Regions from separate parts of the Mus musculus genome. Here region 2 is linked to region 1. A link is a loop called in an ENCODE intact Hi-C map of the cell type or tissue named here. Cell type or tissue: gastrocnemius. All regions are shown on one strand. Links, peaks and the distances in the headings refer to the core of each region. The heading gives the core; the rest is flanking DNA.

What was found. A loop is a pair of places that touch in the nucleus more often than their neighbours do. Peaks named below come from ENCODE experiments on the same cell type or tissue, not always from the same donor. Only the 100,000 strongest peaks of a DNase experiment are listed, where the experiment ranks them.
Region 2: it touches region 1 in a loop (2.4-fold over the local background); 1 of 42 quality-filtered maps calls a loop at or near these places.

What each region holds. Positions count from the first base shown.
Region 1 is chr14:20,475,134-20,486,052 of GRCm38, reverse strand. Anxa7 (annexin A7) reads left to right here and starts at 5,920. Exons shown (of 13, transcript NM_001110794.1): 1 at 5,920-6,158. It overlaps Mss51 (MSS51 mitochondrial translational activator), which reads left to right. Exons shown (of 7, transcript NM_029104.1): 5 at 852-1,418; 6 at 2,410-2,503; 7 at 2,812-3,189. The coding sequence ends at 2,992. In gastrocnemius, for the core only: CTCF peaks have their summits at 5,997 and 6,201; DNase peaks (open chromatin) are centred at 4,599 and 6,131; H3K4me3 peaks cover 2,715 bases; H3K27ac peaks cover 3,298 bases.
Region 2 is chr14:20,343,408-20,354,326 of GRCm38, reverse strand. Ecd (ecdysoneless cell cycle regulator) reads left to right here and starts at 6,206. Exons shown (of 14, transcript NM_027475.3): 1 at 6,206-6,533; 2 at 7,506-7,716. The coding sequence starts at 7,512. Fam149b (family with sequence similarity 149, member B) reads right to left here and starts at 6,165. Exons shown (of 14, transcript NM_001024512.2): 1 at 5,933-6,165; 2 at 2,911-3,015; 3 at 1,488-1,623. The coding sequence starts at 5,979. In gastrocnemius, for the core only: a CTCF peak has its summit at 6,077 (motif pointing left); a DNase peak (open chromatin) is centred at 6,190; H3K4me3 peaks cover 2,615 bases; H3K27ac peaks cover 2,542 bases.

The DNA.
Region 1 (10,919 bases), core at 3,375-8,374:
GGGGAAAATGAGAAACTGTGAGAAGGAATGCAGATACTTATAGTTAAAGGTTGGCAGAATAAATATGGAGGAATTACTGAGGAGAGAATTTTGAACCCAAGAAAGGATTTGATATTTCTTTATTTTTTTTCCTTTTTATTAGGTATTTTCCTCATTTACATTTCCAATGCTATCCCAAAAGTCCCCCATACCTTCCCATCCACTCCCCTACCCACCCACTCCCCCTTTTTGGCCCTGGCATTCCACTGTACTGGGGCATATAAAGTTTGCGTGTCCAATGGGCCTCTCTTTCCAGTGATGGCCGCCTAGGCCATCTTTTGATACATATGCAGCTAGAGTCAAGAGCTCCGGGGTACTGGTTAGTTCATAATGTTTTTCCACCTATAGGGTTACAGATCCCTTTAGCTCCTTGGCTACTTTCTCTAGCTCCTCCATTGGGGGCCCTGTGATCCATCCAATAGCTGACTGTGAGCATCCACTTCTGTGTTTGCTAGGCCCCGGCCTAGTCTCACAAGAGACAGCTACATCTGGGTCCTTTCAGCAAAATCTTGCTAGTATATACAATTGTGTCAGCGTTTGGAAGCTGAATATGGGATGGAACCCTGGATATGGCAGGCTCTAGATGGTCCATCCTTTTGACACAGCTCCTCTTTATTTTTTAAAATTATGGGTTTTCACACATGAGATCAGTGCCTCCCAAGGCTAGAAGAGGACATGGGGTCTTCTAGAACTTGAATTACAGGAGATGTGAATTGCCCAATAAGGCTGCTGAGAACTAAACTCAGGTTCTTTCCAGGAGCAGTGTGCCCTCTTCTCTCCAGCCATGTTTATTAACTCTTTCTGCCCCACAGGTGATTTTGTCCTACCCTCAGGACCTTGGCCATGGCTACCTGAAGATATACAGAATTGGGATACCTGGTTTTCTATGAGGGGTTTACAGCTAGAATCTACATTGAATGCTCTTCTGGGTAGTCACTCTATGACCATGCTTTGGGCAAGTCTAGGAAGGCCACGGCCAGACCCAGATGTCTTGCATGGCTCTTTGAAGCGGTTGATGACAGATGTTCTGTCACGGCCCTTGACCCTGGGCTTAGGGCTTCGGACTGTGGCAATAGATGTTGGGAAGACTGGAGGAAGCACATTGCATGTGGTTGGTGCTTCCCACGTAGAGACATTTCTTATTCGTTCTGGAGATTATGATGAGCTTGGCTACATGTTTCCTGAACACCTTGGCTTTCATGTGATCATGGTGGGTGTGGATGTGGCTACTGACCTTTTACAGAGTTCTTCATCTTTATCCTTGGAGCCTGGAACAATTCAGCTTAGTGGCCACAGGGCCCTGTATCATGACTTCTGGGAGGAGCAAATAGAGACTGGGATTCTGGCCCATCCAGATTTGGTGGCTGCATTCCATCCAGGTAAGAACTGTTCATCCAGAGGAATGCTGAGGAGCTGATAATTTTCCATCCTGCACTTATGTCCTAGTTAGGATTTCTATCACTGTGATGAAACATCAAAATCAAAAGACAATTGGGGAGGAAAGGATTTATTCAGTTCACACTTCCACATTGTAGTCCATCACTGAAGGAAGTCAGGGTAGGAACTCAAACAGGGCAGGAACCTGGAGGTGGGAGCTGATGCAGAGACCATGGTTGGGTTGTTCTTACTGGATTGCTTCTCATGGGTTGCTCAGTCTGCGTTATTATAGCATCCAGTCCAGGAATGGCACCGCCTAAAATGGATTGGGCCCTCCCCCATCAATCACTTTCTTAGTTGGGGTTTTATTGCTGTGAAGGGACACCATGACCAAGGCAGTTCTTATAAAGGGAAATGTTTAATTGGGGCTGGCTTACAGTGTCATGTATCATGGTGGGATACATGACAGTGTCCAGGAAGACATGGTGCTGGAGAAGGTGCTGAGAGTTCTACATCTTGGTTATTAGCAGGCAGCATAAAGGGGACTGTGTTGTGTGTCATAAGACATGTCTCGTCATAGCTTGAGCATATAAGACCTCAAAACCTGCCCCTGCAGTGACCCACCTCCTCCAACAGGCCACACTTTCTAATAATGCCACTCCCTATAGGCCAAGCACCCATACACATGATTCTATTGGGGCCAAACCTATTCAAACCACCACAATCATTAGTTAAGAAATGCCCAAAGCTGGGTCTTAGGGCGGCATTTTCTAAGACATGTTGGTCGTCATTAAATACAGACTAGTGATGAGCTTGGTTGGTCACTGCCCATGCATGTTACCTTGGGTCAGAATTTTTTACTGAAGTTCCTGATGGTGAGAACTGGGGATGATCAATGTGAGGGTTGAGCAGATAACATCAAAGAAATGTCCTGCTCTTAGGCTGTGCTCAGCTTTTCTTCCCTCTCTTCCCATTTCCATTCTTGTTCTTCAGGTTTCCATGCCTCCCCAGGCTTGATGGAAGCTTGGTTACCCACCCTGCTGCTACTTCGTGACTATGAGATTCCAACATTGATTACTGTTTACAGGTTTTTACTTATTTCTGTTTCTGATCCTTTTTGGACTCACTTTTTCCTATATACAGATGCACTCATTTTGATTCCCCATACCTGTTTGTCTTAGGAAGATGTTCTTCCTTCCTGCACGTAGTTGTTTAAAAAAAAATCTGGGAATAGTCCTTTGCTAATCAGGGATTTGGTGAGACATTTGGGAGGAAAATAATAGTCCTTGCTTAGTACAGCTTTAGATAATTTGGGGGATTGATCATGAATTGCCTTGCACTTGGCAATTTCTGTTCTCACACTAAGTCGAGGGATTTTCCTTTTCTCTTCCATAGCCAACAGGAACTGGAAGCCTCTTTGCAGATTCTGGTGAACTTGGATACACACATCATTGCTTGTGGAGCTAATCCTTTCGCATCCCTCAAACCAGAACAAGTCTATTCTAATCCCAACAAGCAACCAGTATACAGCAGTGCCTACTACATCATGTTTCTTGGAAGTTCCCCTGCCAATTAGATAAGAAGCAACGAGAAGGAAAAAAAAAAAAAACAAAACCAGATGATTTTTCAGTAATTGAACCAAGTCTTTACTGAATGCCTGGAAAATGAAAGCTTAATCAACTTACCCTGTTGATGTCAGATTTTTGCCAGCTTTGAACCCTGTGGTATGCTAAACCTTATTCACAGTTCAAATAAAGATGTTTAAACCAATGGAAGTTAACATTACCAGACTCATTTCTGATCCCCCCCCCCCCACTGGAATCCAGAGCCTTGTACATGCTAGGCAAGTGCTTTACTGTTGAGCTACATTCCCAGCTCTCTTTTGTAATTTGTTATTTTTTTATCGTTTATTTGAGACAGGGTGTTATTAAGTTGCTCAGGTGCCTCAGCTTCACACAGGAGTTACAGGTGTGAAACCTGTGTAAAAAAGGAAAAAAGATCAAAGAAAAGACATTTACTTCTCTAAGTTACAGACACTTGGATTTCACAAACCAAGACATTGGAAGGTTTGTTATCTGGTAAAGACCCATTTCCTGGTTTATAGAAGGCGGAACCTTTTTTTTTTTCCTCATCCGGTAAAAGGGTAGCCAGTCATACTTTTTTTTTTTTTAAGATTTATTTATTTATATGTAAGTACACTGTAGCTGTCTTCAGACACTCCAGAAGAGGGAATCAGATCTCGTTAGGATGGTTGCGAGCCACCATGTGGTTGCTGGGATTTGAACTCCAGACCTTTGGAAGAGCAGTCTGGTGCTCTTACCCACTGAGCCATCTCACCAGCCCCCCAGTCATACTTTTAATCAGGGCAATAAGCCCATACATTAGGGTAGTGCTCTCTTGGCTTAGTCATCTCCCAACAGCCTTACTTCCTGATACCATAATCTTGGAGACGAAGACTTAGAAACATCAATTTTGAAGGAGATACATACATTTAGACCATTGCAAAAGTTGAAAAAAAAATCCTTACTGTTTATGAGTCATCTGATTTTTGACAAGGATCAAAGGGATAAACGTTTTTTCCTTCCTTCCTTTTGATTGTTTTTGAGAAAGGATTTCTCTGTGTAGCTGTCCTGGAACTCATTCTGTAGAACAGACTGAATAATAGACCTTTCAACAAACCTTGCTAGAACAATTGGATAGCCACATGCAAAAGAGTAAAGTTGAAGCTCCAGTTCATATCATATAAAGTGAGTTTAAACTGTGTTGTGGGACATGCCTCTAATTCCAGTACAAATGCCGGTATGGCAGGAGGCTCAGGAACTGGGAGGCTGTCCTGGCTACACAGCAAGGCTAAAGTCAACAAAATCGACAGCACTCAGGAGGTAGAGGAAGAAGGATCAGTTCAAGCTCATCTGTGGTCGCACAGCAAGTTTTGAGGTCAGCTTGAGCTATATGAAGACCCAGCCTCAAACACTTTAAAATGGATCAGAGATCTAAAGAACTTCAATGCTTAGAATATATAAATCTTCATGAATTTGTACAATGTTTTCTTAGATATTACACGAGTAGCACAAATGTTGGCTTTCACACCAACTTGGGCAGCCATGTGCAGAGACTCCCCTTGTATGAAGCACCTAGAGACCTCCAGCTGCCAGGCTCCACCCCACAGGCTACTCGAACAGAAGAGTGGGAGTGGCCAGGCCCCGCCCTACAGAAAAAGAAGCTCATGATCTGGCCACCCTGGAAAGGTCTGCACCTCCCCGCCAAGACACCGGATAGAAAGCCTGCTTTCTGCTCACTTCTTCACTGCTTCTTTGCCAAGTCTATTCTGTAAGGTTTGATGTGTGGTGTGACTCTGCTATTCCTTGGCTCCAGGAATACCAGAGGATTCCAGGATACCTTTTACTTCTGGGATGTAACAATGAAAACAAAAAACTACCTTCTTTCAATTTTTTTTTTTTTTTTTTTTTTTTTTTTTTGGCTTTTTGGCTTTTTGAGACAGGATTTCTCTGTGTAGCCCTGACTGTCCTGGAACTCACTCTGTAGACCAGCCTGGCCTCGAATTCAGAAATTCAACTGCCTCAGCCTCCTAAGTGCTGGGATTAAAGGTGTGCGCCACCACTGCCTGGCTTACCTTATTTTAAATTTTATGTTTCAAATATCAAGTGAAAGTGCCTTGGGCCTGTGAGATGGCCCAGTGGTAAATGGGCCTTGCAGCCAAGCCTGGAAAACACAGTGGCATTCTCTCAACCTACATGGTGGAAAGGGAGCACTGTCTCCTCTTCCAAGTTGTCCTCTGACCTCCACATGTGCCCACACTCAGAAATATATCTTATACAAATAAACTTTTTTAAAAACTGTAGTATAGTGGAATTGGCGTGTGCTGAGGTGTGAAGGCATTTGTCTCCATGCCTTACCCAAGTGTTTACCGTGGAGCCTTATGACCTGAATTCCATCCCTGAAAATCACATGGTAGAGGAAGGGAAACAATCCCTACAAGTCATGCTCAGGCTTACATACCCAAATACAATTTTGTCGTGAAAGTGAAAGCCATGGTGGAGAGCTGGCTCAGTCAGGTGCAAATGCCAGCCTGTAATTCTATCACTGAAAATGCATACGTGAATCCCAGGAGCTCACTGATCAGCCATTCTTGCCTTACTGCCCATCAGTCCCAGTAAGACCAACCTTAAAAAAAAAAAAAAAAAAAAAAAAAAAAAAAAAAAAAAGAGGTGAACATTTGGTTGACCTGTAACCTCCATTCATCACTTCACTATGTCTCTGTGTATGTTTTCTTTCCATGTAAGTGCCTCAAATACTTAGTTCTATATATGGTGAGTTTAACACTAATGGACCAGTAGAACTTTGAACCCTGCTTAGTTTTGTTTAATTCAACTCCAGTTCTGTCTACTCACAATTCCCTATAGTCACATGAAACAAACCTAGGTTCTCAGGATCCCCGGAGGCCTGGAGCTCTCTATCTTTGAGTCCCTCTGCTCCGCCCACTTGCGCGGCTCCACCCAAAGCTGCAGTTCCTTTCTACAGTAGCACCACCTGGAGTAGATTTACCTCGCTGAGATATAGACACGTGTTAAAACTAGCTGAGCCACCTGAGGGGCGCAGCGTCCCGCCCGAGCTTGGGGGCGGTCCAAGCAGCTAGCACCCTCGCGCCGCCCATGCGCCACGCCCTCTGGCTCCATATTGCAGGAAAGCGGGCTAGGGTGTGACGCTGCTTTCTCGTTCAGGTGAGGACTCGCACCCCCTCCCCTTGCTGTTCTTCCGTCGGTCAGTCAGCTCGTTCCCAGTCCCTGGTCTGGTCTTCCAACCGTAGTCGTAGAGCCCCGCGCGTGTCCTAACGAGGTGGGCCTCCGGGTGGCGGACGCGGACTCGGACGCGTTTCGGGTGTTTGGGGTGGGTTGGGCATGCTTTCCCTGCGTGCTGGAGGACTGGGAAGGTCTGTGGGTAAATCACTCTGTTAGGCTTAGAGTGGGATGCCAGGCAGCAGTGGTACCCCGCTTTCGGTCAGTTGGGCCGCAAGTGGCGGACTTAAGGCCCGATGGTGGCCCTGGTGAAGCCCCTTGCCAGAAGGCCGACTAGCAGCTCCGAAAGCTGGCTTTGGCTAGTGACTAGACTTTTTGGTGACACAGCAAATTTAGAGGAACTTGAGGAATTTGTGCCGTGCTTAATGACATCTAGGGCAGAATTCACAAGCCTGATATGTAAGCTCCGGTTTAAAATTCTTGGAAACTATTCCAGTAACAATCTAGATTTTTTTTTCCTTGTCCTTGACCCATATCAGCCGTCTAGGTAAGCAAGATGCAGAGGGGAATGGCTAAACCAAGTGAAAAGACGAAAGGTATTTTACTGTTATCCATTACATTCCTTAATTGCTGCCAGGTGATAGCGAGCCATTCTGATAAAGCAATCTGCCCCAATTACAGTACAAGTGTAGTGAGCTACGGTTTAGGCCAGGAAATCATTAGAAACAAGTGGAGTAAATAATTTTGCTCCCGCAAACTTAAACCACCCTTTAGCCCTCGTGGTTAAGTAGAGGGCTACCTTCCCACGCAGAGGACTAAGCCCTGTTTCCCTGTTATCCTCAGTCATTGCTTTAAATGGCCCTTCCGGAACCTAGAGGCGGCTTTTGGGAAACTGTTTCTGTTCTTGCCTGGCCTAAGTCACACTTCCTGTTTCCCTTCCCAGTTTGTCACCGGTCCCCACCCCCAACCCCACCCTTAACTTCTTAGGCCTCTTGCCAGTTGAGAGACTGACATAGATCCACCCTTTTACTAACTGACTCACTGGGTGGAGATGGTTTGGAGAACCAAGATTGGATTTTCCAAGTTTTTCTAAAGGTTGTTTGTAACATTGTTAAAGGGAAAACAAAAGCTCTGGTTCACTCAGAAGAGTCCTGTTAACTTCAGCAGAGCTGAGTAATTTGTTGAGTCACCCTAGGGTTTGTTAGCCTTTTACAAAAAGTTTAAAGTCTACTTTTTGAAGTGATCACATGAGCAATGTTTAAAGGGGCTAAAAGGCCATGAAAAAATGAGCTGCTTTGTCGTTATACCCCCCACATACACACCCACACCCCACACACACCCCACACACACCTGCATGCACTCTCCCAGTCAGGCTGCACCCTTTTCTGCTTCCCTGTCTCCTTCCTGTGAGCTTGTTTACTGAGAGAAGAAAATGGGTGTATTTCTTTAGCAGAACGCTTGTTTTCCACCTGGCTTTGTTTAATTTACCACGTGTGGTAGATGGTTTTATTAATGGATTTTTTAAAAGGACTTTTAGAAGGTGTATAGTTTATAGCTTCACTTTATGAATATTCATGATTCACTTATCGCTAAGTGATGTTTAGATTATCTTGAACTACTTTTCCTATTACAGATGATGCTATGATGAATAGCCTAGTACCTATATAAATGTGCATTTGTGAAGGTATTTCTGTGACCTATATGGAAATGGCATTTCATTTCTGGTACTTAATAATCTTCAAGGTGCACTGAAATTGTTTCAGTTTTTCATATGCTAATACCTAGATAATCTTTGCTTTATTTATTTTTGTTTTGTTTTAAAAATCTTGGTATAAGTCCTCTAGGCCCTTAAAGGTAAGATTTAATATAGTAGTTAAAATGTAGAAATAGAACTTTGTCATTGGAGTGATTCACTCTTTTATCTGTGTGTGTACATGCATGTGTGTACAAGTTTGTGGGGCTGGGTGCACATGCCACAATGTGCATATGGAGGTCAGGAAAGTCTTGGGTGTGGGTCTCTGGCTACCTATCCATACACCAGGCTAGCTGGCCTGGAAACTTAAGGGGATTTCTTGGTCTTTACCTCCCATCTCACCACAGAGGTGCTGGAATTAGAGATCCGAGCTAGCTTGCCCAGCTTCTGGGGATCTGAATTCAGATCTTCAGACCTCTGTAGCAAGCACTTTACACAGTCACCTCCCCAGTCAGTTCTCCCTCTCCAGAGGCATACATGTGTTCTCCTTTACCCTCTCTCTTCCTTTCTTTCCCCCTCACTTCCTATCTCTTTCTCTCCCTGATTCCTCTTTCCCCTTCTCCCTCCCTCCCTCCCTCCCTCCCACTTACCTCTGAGCTACAGAGTCAGCCTTTTTGTGACCCTAAGCATTATTTCACAAATTACTTTCAGATTTCCCGCTTTTGATCCTGACCTCTTTCATTTGACCCTCTGACAGTCCTTTAGAAGCTGCAGGCTTGCCTTACGTAATCCTGATGGTAATCAAGAACAGAGAAGAAGAAAAAAGAGAAAGAATTTAGCTTCTTTCTCTTTTTATGCACAGGTTTTTGGCTTTCAATTAATTGAGACCAGACTGAGTCAATTTTATTAATATGTTACTGTCGTAGTGTGTGTGTGTGTGGGGGGGGGTATGTGTGTATTCATGTTTCTGCATATATGTGTGTGCTGGTGTGTACAATCGTAGAAGCCAGAAGCTGACATTAAATGACCTTCTCTGTTGTTCTCCACCTTATTTTTGGAGTCAATGCCTTTCTTGGAAGCTAGCACTCTCACTGATTGCTTAGACTGGCCATGGAGATTCCATCTGGTCTTCCCAGCCCCTAGCTCTGGGGTTCCATATTGTGCTGTCACACCTGGCTTTTTACACGGACACTGGGGGTTTGGAACTCAGATTATTGTGTATGGCAAGCAGTCTACAGACAGAGCCATTTCTCCAGCCTCTGTTTACCTTAATGACTTATAAACTTTGATATTATATATTCCCAATCATAGCTTCGTGCCTATGATTATGTCAAGGGGCACTGTAATAGCACACTTATTATCACATCCTCTTATATTGGACACACAAAAAGGCTGCATGCATTCTTTTTCCTGAATAGTGTATCAGCACCCAGACTACTGCTTATTATGCTGAGAACTGAATTGAATGGATTTGTTATCTTTTGCTGTTGGGTACCTGACGCAGGCACTCTGCACACGAGGGTTATGCCACTGACCTGCACCTCTACTTGTTTGCTATCTCGAGGTGAAAGAAATAGAAGTCATTTATGTCTACATTGAGGATAAACACACTATGTTAAATTAAGCAAATTAGAAAATAGTTCCAGAAATGCCAAAATGCCGTGGTACCAAAGTATAATCAACATTAACTTGGAAGTTTTGTTAGAAATACAGAATCTTGGGCTGGTGAGAGGGCTCGGGAGCTAAAGGTATGTCCTAGCTTGGTTTCCACTGCTGTGATAAAGAAGATCTTGACCAGAAGTAACCTGGAGGGGAATGGGTTTATTTCATCTTGTACTTCCAGGTGACAGTCCATTATGAGGGAAATCAGGGCAGGAACTCAACAAAGGGACCTGAAAGCAGGAACTGAAGTAGAGACCCCAGAGAAGCACTGCTTTTTTTCTTGTTCCTCCTGGCTTGCTCAGTTTGCTTTTTCCCACAACCCAGTACCACCTGCCCACGGATGGCACTGCCCATGGTGACCCTCCCACCTCAGTCACCAATCAAGGAAATGCCCAGTAGGTTTGCCTAGAGACCAGTCTGATGGGTGCATTTTCTCAAGCGAGGTTCCCTCTTCTCAGCTGATTCTCGCTTGTGTCAAATAGGTAAACGAACAACTAACAATGTGTGTGTTCCCAAGCCTGACATTGTGAATTTGATCCCCAGAACTTATACAATGCAAGGAGAAAACCTAATCTCTCAAGTTGCCTTCTGATCTCCACAAAATGGTATGGGAATGGTAGCACCACCTGTGATCTCAGCAGGCTAAGGCAGTAGTTGCTAATTCAAGGCCAGCCTCATCTATAGATAGATAGATAGATAAATGGATGATAGATAGAGAGTTCCAGCTTACCTGTGCAGAAAGGGGGGGGGAGTGGGGCAGACTCTTAGTTCCCAATCTAGAACTATTGGGTCAGTGTACTCCTCAGTGAATTTTCAGGAGATTTGCATGTATAAAATAGGAGAATCCCACTTTTTGTTCATGGTATTATGTAAAGAAAGGAGAGATAGAGTTCCAACTAAAGGAAGATATGATGCATGAGCACAGGCTTGAGGGCCAAGCTGGTAAGGGTTAAATGAAGGAGTGATGCCTGCCTGGGGGTAAGAATGGGTTAAATGAAGGAGTGATGCCTGCCTGGGGGTAAGAGTGGGTTAAATGAAGGAATGATGCCTGCCTGGGGGTAAGAGTGGGTTAAGAGTGGGTTAAATGAAGGAATGATGCCTGCCTGGGGGTAAGAATGGGTTAAATGAAGGACTGATGCCTGCCTGGGGGTAAGAGTGGGTTAAATGAAGGAATGATGCCTGCCTGGGGGTAAGAATGGGTTAAATGAAGGACTGATGCCTGCCTGGGGGTAAGAGTGGGTTAAATGAAGGAATGATGCCTGCCTGGGGGTAAGAGTGGGTTAAATGAAGGACTGATGCCTGCCTGGGGGTAAGAGTGGGTTAAATGAAGGAATGATGCCTGCCTGGGGGTAAGAGTGGGTTAAATGAAGGAATGATGCCTGCCTGGGGGT
Region 2 (10,919 bases), core at 3,054-8,053, 130 kb after region 1:
TACTATTCTAGCTGGCAGATATGGAGGCAATAATAAACATCAACATTAACAATGGTAAATGACAAAAGGAGACTACAAAATAGTACACACATGCATAGTAACTAAGGGAACTATAGATACATGAAAAACTATTAGAAAGTGATTAATGGTAATAACAATAGATTTAAAACAATCAGGATTCTCTATAAAGAGAGCAGCTAACTATATTGCTTAAAATCAATATGGTGGAGGGCTGGCGAGATGGCTCAGTGGGTAAGAGCACTGACTGCTCTTCCAAAGGTCCTGAGTTCAAATCCCATCAAATACATGGTGGCTCACAACCACCCATAATGAGATCTGGAGTGTCTGAAGACAGCTATAGTGTACTTATGTATAATAATAAATAAATCTTTGGGCCAGAGAGAGCGGGACCAACTGGAGTGAGCGGGGTTGACTGGAGCGAGCAGAGGTCCTAAAAATTCAATTCCCAACAACCACATGAAGGATCACAACTACCTGTACAGCTACAGTGTACTCATATACATAAAATAAATAAATCTTAAAATAATAAAATGAAATCACTATGGTTGGAGCTGGACAGTTGGCTCAGTGGATTAAGATGCTAGCCTGCAAGCCTTACCCTGAGTCCAGTGACTTCACAAAGTGGTCCTATGACTTCCACACACGGACAGTGGTACCAGCCCCACCCACACATAATATGCATGCATGCATGCACAATGCTTTTAAAATTAAACTGAAAAAATAAATAAGCCATGTAGAGTGGCACATGCTTTTAATCTCAGCACTTAGGAGCAAGAGATAGGCAGGTCTTTATGAGACTGAGGTCAGTCTGGTCTCTATAACAAGTTCCAAGACAGCTAATGCTACCTAGTGGAACCTTGTCTTGAAGCATGGATGCTGAGTAAAATACCTGGGCATGGAGGTGCCCGCCTTTAATTCCAGCGCTGGGGAGGAAGTGGCGTATGGATCTCTGTGAGTTTGAGGCCAGCCTAGTCTACTTAGTGAATTTCAAGATACCTGAAGTTACACAAAAATACCTAGTCTCAAAAAACAATATATAGATAAATAAGTAAATAAGGTAAAAAGTGATCAAGAAAATCACCTAATGTTGTCCTCTGACCTCCAGACTTGTTTACAAGGCAAGCATATTTCTACGCACACGCACACACACACATCCACACGTGTACACACCACACACACGCACGCACACACACACGCGCACACACACACTCGTGTGCACACACACGTGTACACACTACACACACACACACAGACACACGCACACACACGCACGCACGCGCACACACACGCACGCACGCACACGCACGCACGCACGCACACGCACGTGTACACACTACACACACACACACAGACACACGCACACACACACGCACGCACGCACGCACGCACGCACACGGGGCAGAGACTGGCGGGATGATGGTCCCTCAGTCCCCAGAACAGCGGCTAACGATTAGCAGACAACTCACACCATATCCCCAAGAGAAGTCGGAGCTGCCTTCTGTTGAGACCCCTGTGCCTGCGTAGCTTGGAAAAGCAGAACGCGAATTCGAATTCCCAGTGTCAGTTGATGTAATGGGTGATTCTTGGGTGATGTCAGATTCACTAAATGGACAATTTGAGAAAAGGGGAGAAAAAAAGAAAATTCTTATGTTTACTCAGCAACTTATCAGGTGGTAAGCATGTATACAATATATCAGTAGAGGTAAAGGTAAACTTGGAATCCAAGCGCCCTGTAAAAACCAGGATTCTGTATAGAATGGATGTCAGCTGTGTTAAATAATGCCTGTCATTTAACCCACGCCACTGTAGGCTGCCAGTGCAGGTCTAATTAACTGTCCTTAAAACTCCAGGAATCTCTGTTTTGTTTTTTTTTAAAAGATTTATTTATTTATTTAATGTATGTGAGTACACTGCAGCTGTCTTCAGACACACCAGAAGAGGGCATCAGATCTCAGTAAAGATGGTTGTGAGCCACCATGTGGTTGCTGCGAATTGAACCCAGGACCTCTGCAAGATCAGTCAGTGCTCTTAACCTCTGAGCCATCTCTCCAGCCTTGCTCGGAATCTGAGCTTTATCCCCAGGTTTGACCCTAGATATTGCCTTTCCAGTCTTTCCTATGACAGCACGCTGCTCCTCAGAGCCCCCTGCTTGGTAACTGCAATGATTACTGACTTTGCACTCACTGTATGACAGCACTGCGTGAACCTTTACATACTTTGTCTGATTTAGAGCCACAAGACCATAAAAAAGATGGCATCTGTGTCTTTTCTTCTTGGTCAAAGCAACTAAAGATTTGTCACTTTTACTGACTAGCTTCCAAAGCACCAACTTCTGATTATTATTTTTCTATTCATTATCCAGTATTTCACTTGCCCAATGGTACTCAACTAATAAATGCCAGGAACAGAATTAAAATCACGTATCTGATCCATTTTTTAATTTACCTACTTAGCTACATATTACTTCTGGTGGGCTGCAGAGCTGTCTCTAAAGTTAGAGCATGAACTATTTTACAAGTTGGCCCAAGTTCATCTCTCAGCACCATGGGCAGCTCGTGGCATGCGTGCACATGCACACACACAGAGAACTCTAGCCTCTCTGTGCACCTACAGGTGTCTGTACAAGCGTGTTCTCTCTCTCTCTCTCTCTCTCTCTCTCTCTCTCTCTCTCTCTCTCTCACACACACACACACACACACACACACACACACACACACCACAAAGGGGGGGAGCGCTTTACAAGTCCAAGCTTCAGCAAGCCTCCAGCCTTAGGCTCTCACAGAGATAACATTTCTTGTTTGGTCTCACGAGCACAGGTGTGGTCCGAATGAACAAACCCTTTGCCATTAGCAAGTGCAACAAGCAAGCACGCATGCTGTGTGGCAGTACCTGTGAGAACTTGTATCTTTTCCATGGCTGTTGTTGGTAGAGGAAATGTCATCCAGTCGCTCTGGAAGGGGGTGGTGGTTAAGAGCGTGCTTTGTTAGTCCTTTCCTGGGAAGGATAATAAAGCTGTCTTTATATTTTACATTTCCTGTAAAGAAGTCACACTTACAGTATTGTACATGTACACGCATGCCATGGTGTGTATGTGAAGACTGCGACCAACCTGTGAGAGTTGGTTCTCTCCTTCCACTTTGTGAGTCCTGAAACTGAACTTGGTTGTCAGCCTTGGTGGCAAGTACTTTTACATGCTAACCATCTTGTTAGCCCCTAGTGAACATACTTTAACATTTTTTAAAAAAATCATGTGTAGGTGTCTATGCTTCATATGTACCACATGCACAAAGGATGTCAGATCTGGACTTTGAGTTACAGGCAACTGTGAGCCCCTGTTTGGAACTAAACTCAGATCCTCGACAAGAACAATAAGTATTCTTAACTTTTGAGCCACCTTTTCAGCCCTACCATATACTTTTAAATCATGTCTACCACTAGAGAAAAAAATTCAAGCGTACATTCTTAACTTTACAAATAAATACAATACAATTCAGTAAAATCTCGGAATGCTCACCTCCACTGAGAATGTTTGGAGCCAGACCACTTAGATTTAACACTGACTCTCACTTAGCTAATCATACATCATAAGCAGTTATTTAATTCTGTTTTAAGTGAAACGCATGCACTAGGGATTCATGATGTGTGGGCAGAGAAACTTGTAAGCCTCTGTTTAACCTACCTTGTCTCCTGGGTATGTCTGACTAGACAATTTTGTGGGGAAACAATGCCTGCTCTAGATAACTATGTCTGGAAGATAGAATAACTAATGTATTGTTTATTCCAGCAGACAAGCCCCAGCAGAAAATAGACTCCAGAGGAGTAGTGCCCAGCAGGTAGATGATTAAAAAATTATGAATGTTTTACATTTTGAGGTGGTCACACACACACACAAACCTCACACCTTGCTTATATGTGTAAATACAAATTTTAAATGAAAGTCAAGGCTGGAAATATAGCTTAGCAGTGGTACTTCCTAGCATATCTGAGGTACTAAGTTCATTTCTCAGAACCAAAAAAGGGTGTGGGAGACTACACTGAGACAATCAACCTTGCTAACCCCTTTTTAACATCTATAACTAGTAACTGCTAAAGAATGCTACTACTTCAAAATGGATGGGCTCTGTAACAGCTAACATTAAACATTCATTTAAATACACTATCATTTCTATGCATTTAATCCTCATTGCTCACTCTATTATGATTCCCTTTGGGAAAGGCTATTTTTAGGAACTATAAAAAACAGCATCAAGAACAAGTAGTACAATACACAGGGTCAGAAATTTCAGCTCAGGAGATGCCTATCCAGAGTGTCTTCATACAACATGTATTTTTAACATCTCTGGTTAGAAATAATTATAAAAGCAAATCTGGGGCTGATAAGATGGCCCAGTAAATAAAGGTACTTGCCACCAAGCCTCATGACCTGAGTTCAATCAACAAGACTCACATAATGGAATGAGTGACTCTTGGAAGCTGTCTACTAACCTCCAAATGTGTGCTATGGGCCGGGCAGTGGTGGCGCACACCTGTAATCCCAGCACTTGGGAGGCAGAGGCAGGTGGATTTCTGAGTTCAAGACCAGCATGGTCTAAAGAGTGAGTTCCAGGACAGCCAGGACTGCGCAGAGAAACCCTGTCTCAAAAAACCAAAAAAAAAAAAAAAAAAAAAAAAATCAAAAAAACAAATGTGTGCTATGGTGCACGCGCATGTGCATGATACACTAAATGGAATTTTAAAAATTAAAAGCAGATTTTAAGTTAAATCCTTCTCACTTTGGGGAAATGATTATTTCTTAGTTTTATTCCCTAAGGAGCTTATTATCTGATTTGCTGTTGTGCAAATAACATATTCCTTAATAGATAACATGCTTCTGAAAAGCAAGGAGAGGTTCTCTTCTTTGTATGGCTCTTTTACCAAGTAAAGGCGGGAAGAAGAAAGTAGTGCTATCACTTATTGAGGATCTATTATGTACCAGCCCTACGTCATCATTTTAGGTATACTTGTACATCTTAGTTGTATACATAGACAGGAAGGCCCAGATCTAGTTAAATTTCCTAAAAGCTAAGTGGCAAGAAAAGTATCCATCTAAAAATCTCAGGTGTGACTTTAAATGAATGTTATTGGAATGCATAATAAGTGTATGGCTGTTGAAATTGCTTACTTCAATGAGGAGGACCAATGGGACTTGGTTTAAACGTTCAGGCCCTATTGGGTTCAGATGTGGAAGCTTTCTAATTTTATCTGAGCAACAGAAGCTAGTTACAGCAATCTTTCAGAACTGCTGAAAGGACCAAGAAACTGCAGGTTCTTTTGAAATTGCAAAGTACCAGTCAGTAGATATAAGGCTCTATGTTACACTTTACTAAGGGTACAAAGCAGGTTTTTAAACTACCAAAGTGCTTGCTTTTTAGCATTATTTGCAGGGGGTGTGACGGCAATGTGTGAATTGCTTGACAACAGGCTTTACAATCGGATTGACCCTTGGTTTGTACGTCTGAGCTGCACCACCTTCTAGATACAACCTTTAGACCTGTGATCTTTATTTGTAGGATGTGCAAAGTTGGTCTCAACCTGATTTCGCTATTGCATTCAAGCAAACAGCTTTGCATGGTGTTCTGAACTAGACACGTTCAACGTTATTGTAGCATTTAAGCTATTATCTTCAGTGGGGTCAAAAGCACTGTGGGAACAACGGATGCAGCACTCCCTCAATTCAGGACCTAACAGTCCCAAAGGCACACCCTAAGCTGGTGACCCAAAGACAAAAGGCAGCTTCCACCAGGGCTGGGAGGTGAGAATCCGGGATAGTATTTTCCCTCCCTATGTCTGGGACGGGAAAGGAGAGGACGGGCCTTATAAGGTCCCTTGAGCTCCGGCGGCCCAAGCTGGGCGAGCAGAGCAATCCACTCACAGCTCCACGCTCTGCGGCACGGCCTTCCGAGTGTATCTGGAGATCATCCTCCTTTTTCTCCTCTGCGGCCAGGGCGGGCAAGCCAGGGCGGGGGCCTCGGGGCCTGGCCCTCCCGCCGGCTCCGGCCCGGCCCCCTCCTGCCACCTACCGGCCCCGTCTCGCCCCGTCTCGCCCCGTCGCTTAGATTCCGGACCGCCACCTCCCAGAGTTCCCACTCTATAGTCTTCCGACCTGCCTCCTTCCTCTCATGAGCGGAAGTGACGAAGGTACAGCGTCTTTCGGAAATTGGCTCCGATGCGCACTAGAGACTATACTCAGGGTTCCGAGCCTCACGACTTGCAGGCGTTCAGGCGTGGATCAGGGCCCAAGCGAACGCGAGGACCCAGCATGGGCCGGGATTGGGCGGTTGGTGGTCGCCTCTGACCAAGTGTCCTGCTGGAAGAGGCAGCCAAGGAAAGGTGCCAGAGCAGAGGCGCACGAGAGAGCTATTGAAAGGGATCGCTTTACTTTTGTCAGGTGGAAGAAGAGCGTCTAGTTTGGTGAAGGAGCACTATACCGCGCCAGGACAGTGCTCCTGGTGGCTCCTCTTCTGTACTCTCGGGTATGTCATTTTTCATTAATTCCCATGATCTCAAGTCCAATTCTGACTCTGTAAATTCTACATAAAGAGCCCTGCTTGGATTTAGGGTGAGGGTGGGTAGAGTTTTTCCTTGATCCGCCAGGGTGAGAGGCAGCACGATTCTAATTTACAGTGGTGAGTGGGTAGTTGCATAGAAGGTGCAGGTTCCTTATTGGTTCATTGCAAAGCCAAGTAAGCTTAGGAATTAAATTGCTGCGTTAGGTGGGCATCCGGAACCATGACCAATTATTTTGGGACGAAACTCCGACACGCAAGTGTTGGCACTTTTAAATCTTCTATAGAAGCCCTGTAGAGCAAGGGGCATTGCTTTTTAACGCACCTAGTAACACAATTTTAAAGGAAGGTGTTTTAGAGACGGCAGACTAACACTTTCATTTCACGACTAAGTAGAAAGCTCAAGAAAGTAAAGTGCCCAAAGTATGCCACCGACTGAAGCACGGTTGGAAGGTGTGAGAGAATAATGGATAGTAATGGAATGTTTTCAAACTGTGTTACACACACTGCTGCCGACTGAAGGGCAAACATTTATTTATTTGTGAGAAAGGATCGTCTTATGTTACCTAGCCTAGCCTCAAAATCCTGGACCCAGGTGATCCTTTTGCCTTGATCTCTCAGCTGAGACCATAGGCACACCTAGCTATTTTTAACTTTTATCCTCACATACTTCTTTGGTTTGGGAAGTGAGTTGTTGGACTTTCATTTACTCCATAATATCAAGGTTTCCAGTTCACATAATTTAATTTTAAGGAAGATAGTTTTAAGTCTGTTATTCAGAGGATAAATCAAGTGGTGTCTGGTAAAGGCCGGAACCATGATGGTAGGTGTGTATCAAATTTGGGGGAAATAATGTAGTCACCTAGAAGAATTCTGAGAATGCTGTTATTTCTCCTTTTGTGTGGCTTATGTCCCTTGAACTTTGATGGCCATTTTTAGAGAAGAATGGAGGGCAGTGGAAAGCTCGCAATGGTAGAGGATGCTGTGGAGTACCATCTCTTCCTGATACCAGATAAAGCCAGAGGCACAGAAGAGCACAGAGAGATTCTTCAGAAGTACATTGAACGGATAATGACCCAGTTCGCACCCATACTGGTCCCTTATATCTGGCAGAATCAGCCTTTCAATCTCAAATACAAGCCTGCAAAAGGTAAAGTAAGCCTTCCTTCTGAGAGACTTGTTCCATAACCTTAAAAGCCACTGACGTCTGCCCACATATAGCCAAGCCCCTAACTTTAACTCTATAGAATATCTTTATGGCTAGGGATGCGGGGACTGTGGCTGTGGTATGGACTCTCTCACTGTGCCTAAGTGTGAGTGCTGGTGCTGCGAAGGCCCAGGCTTGGGACTTAGTCACAGTTCTTTTTCTCTGCGCAGGACTTATCTCCATGATGCCTGTGGGAGGTTGCTTTGTTTCATGTAGCTGTTTTCCTGAGAATCCAAGAGTGACTTTGTCTGGCCAATAAAAACAACTAAATGGGTTTTGTTACTGTCCGTTGCCACCCAGAAGCATTTCCGGTGTCCTTTACTGCTGTCACCAGTGCTTACGTCCAACTCTAGCAAAATACAGTCATCTGTTCTGTCATGTCTTCTAACGTTATGAAAATGAATGAGTGCAGCCAGGCTGTATTTACTCAGTGACTCAGAGTGACTGTTGAGGATCGGGAGCCTTGGATCTTTGGATCCCGCCATTCCTGTTCACACTTCAGTGCTAATGTGTTAGATTTGGCTAGCAGCCGCTCGGTTTCTCCTGTGGTATTACTGTCACTGAACTTTTTTCCACCACTGGGCATTGAACCTGGGGCCTTGTGCGTTGCTAAGCAACTGGTCTGCCACTGAGCTACTTCCCCAACCCTAATTTTATTTTCTAGATACAGGCAATGTTTATTGACAGGGAGATGAGCAAATTAATGTGCCACATATAAAACGAGCCCATTAGACAGGTATGGTGGCACACACCTGTCATCTTAGCACTCCGGCCTAAGGCAGGAGAATCACCAGTTTGAGGCCAGCCCGGGTCACAGAGTGAGAGTCAGTTTCCAAACAAAAACAACCTATTATCTTTTAGAAAGCCAGGCTTACCCTGAATTTTCCACTATGTGATGGCATTGCTGAATGTTACCCAAGATGATTAGTATTTCAAATTTACAGTCCTTGCTTTGCTATGTGCCGTGAGGGACAGAGCAGGAAGACCTAGTGTCAGCACCTCCAGATACTAGGGGCTTGGTCTCAGTGTGGGAGACTCCAGCTTCTGAACTTCCCTGAGCTCCACACACCATTGGCAGGTGCCTTGGTACAGCACAGATTAGACTGTGCCACTCGCTTCCTGTGGCTGCGGGGGAGGTTTCAGTTGAAGTCTGATATATAATGCAAATGAAAATCGTACTCTGCTCTGAGCTCCTCTAGCTGGAGAGATAGGGGATTTGGTGAAGCAGCTAAGTTGAGAGGTTGTTCCTCTCACATCTTTTGGTTCTCTGTTTCTTTGGCTTGGTTTTTGCCATGGTTGCTGTGGTGCCTTGGAGTGCATTTCTCTGAGCTTCATGCGGTACATTACATCGATTGATTCCTTAACTTTTTGTTTATTTTATGTGCTTGGGTGTTTGCACATACGTATGTCAGTACAGGTCATTCACACAGTGCCCTCAGACAGAGGCAACTGGGGTCGCCAATGTTTGTGAGCCACCATGTGGGTGCTAGAAATTGCACCCAGATCCTCTGGGAGAGCAGCCACTGAGACGTTGGTTGACTCTGTATGTTGAACCATTTTTGTCGTACGGGAACAAACCCCAATCGACTGTAGTATTATAACCCCTTTCAATGTGTTGTTGAATCTGGTTAGTCATCTTTTCAGTGTTGTGATAAAAAAAAAATACCTGAGAAAAATCAACTTAAGGACTTATTTTGCTTATGGTTTCAGAGAGATCACTTGGCTCTGCTGTAACTCAGCCTGCCCTCAAACTCACAATCCTCCTGCCTCAGCCTCCCTAGCGCTAGGATTATGGGTGTGTGCCACTATGCTCAGCTGTTAGATAGAGGCTTTTGATTGCTGATCCAATATCCATCATAGTTATAAGTCTGATAATACTTTCTACTTCTTCTTGATTGCATCAAGACCTTAATTAGGGGTTTATTAATTTCATTTCTTATAGCTTTCCCAATTTCTTGGAATAAAGACATTCATAGATTCCCTTGTAACCTTTTATACTCTACAGAGAGAGTATAATGTCTCCTCTTTCACATCTGAATTTAGTTGTCTCTTCTTAGTGTAATTTTACTGACCTCTTCTCCCATTTAAAAAAACAACCCTCAGTTTGTTTCATTTATCTCTGCTGTGATTGTCTTGTTTCTCCTGCTAGGTTTATGCTTTGTTTGATGTTTTTCTTCTTTCCTAAAGTGGGAGTGCTGGTTTGAGATCTTACATAACTGTAAACTGTTACTTTAATGATTTTTGCTAAGCTATCTTACACGCGTTCACGACCGGCCAGGAAGAACACAGCAAACCAGAATCTTCTGCGGCAAAACTTTATTGCTTACATCTTCAGGAGTAAGAGTGCAAGCCCCCCATTGCTTACATCTTTAGGAGCCAGAGCGCCAGAGCGCAGAGCAAGAGCTCTATTGTTTACATCTTTAGGAGCAAGAGAGCAAGCCCAAAGCAAAAGCGAAACCCCGTCCCTATTAAGGAGAGTTATCCTTCGCCTAGGACGTATCACTCCCTGATTGGCTGCAGCCCATGGCCGAGTTGTCGTCACGGGGAAGGCAGAGCACATGGGGTGGAGAACTACCCTTGGCACATGCGCAGATTATTTGTTTACCACTTAGAACACAGCTGTCAGCGCCATCTTGTAACGGCGAATGTGGGGGTGGCTTCCCACAAAGCTATATATGAATTTTCATATATAATACTTTCATTTTTCATTTGTTCCAAGCTATTTTTTCACTTCTCCTGTGATTTTCTTTTTGGCTTTTGGTTGTTTAAGAATGTGATGTTTAGCATCTGTGTACTTAGGGTGCACCTATTTGAGAGGTTCTGTTCCACCGAAACAGAATCCTTATATCCTGTGACACTCCCTTATCTCCTGTAACTCCATGCCTCTGGCCATGCTCTCCTTTCTGGAAAGTCCATCTCTGATTGTTCTTCCGCTGTTATTACCGTACAAAATGAAGCAGGAGCCTCCTCTATGTTCACACAACCGTTAGTGGGTTTTTAAAGACGGTTTGGTTTTCTGTTCCTTTTTTGAGACCCAGACTCCTCATATCTTGCTCAGAATTGCAACCCCAGCTCCCAGAGTAATCCTTGCAATTTAGCCATGGTAAACAAGTGTTAAGTATGTTTTTCCTTGCAGGGACACACTT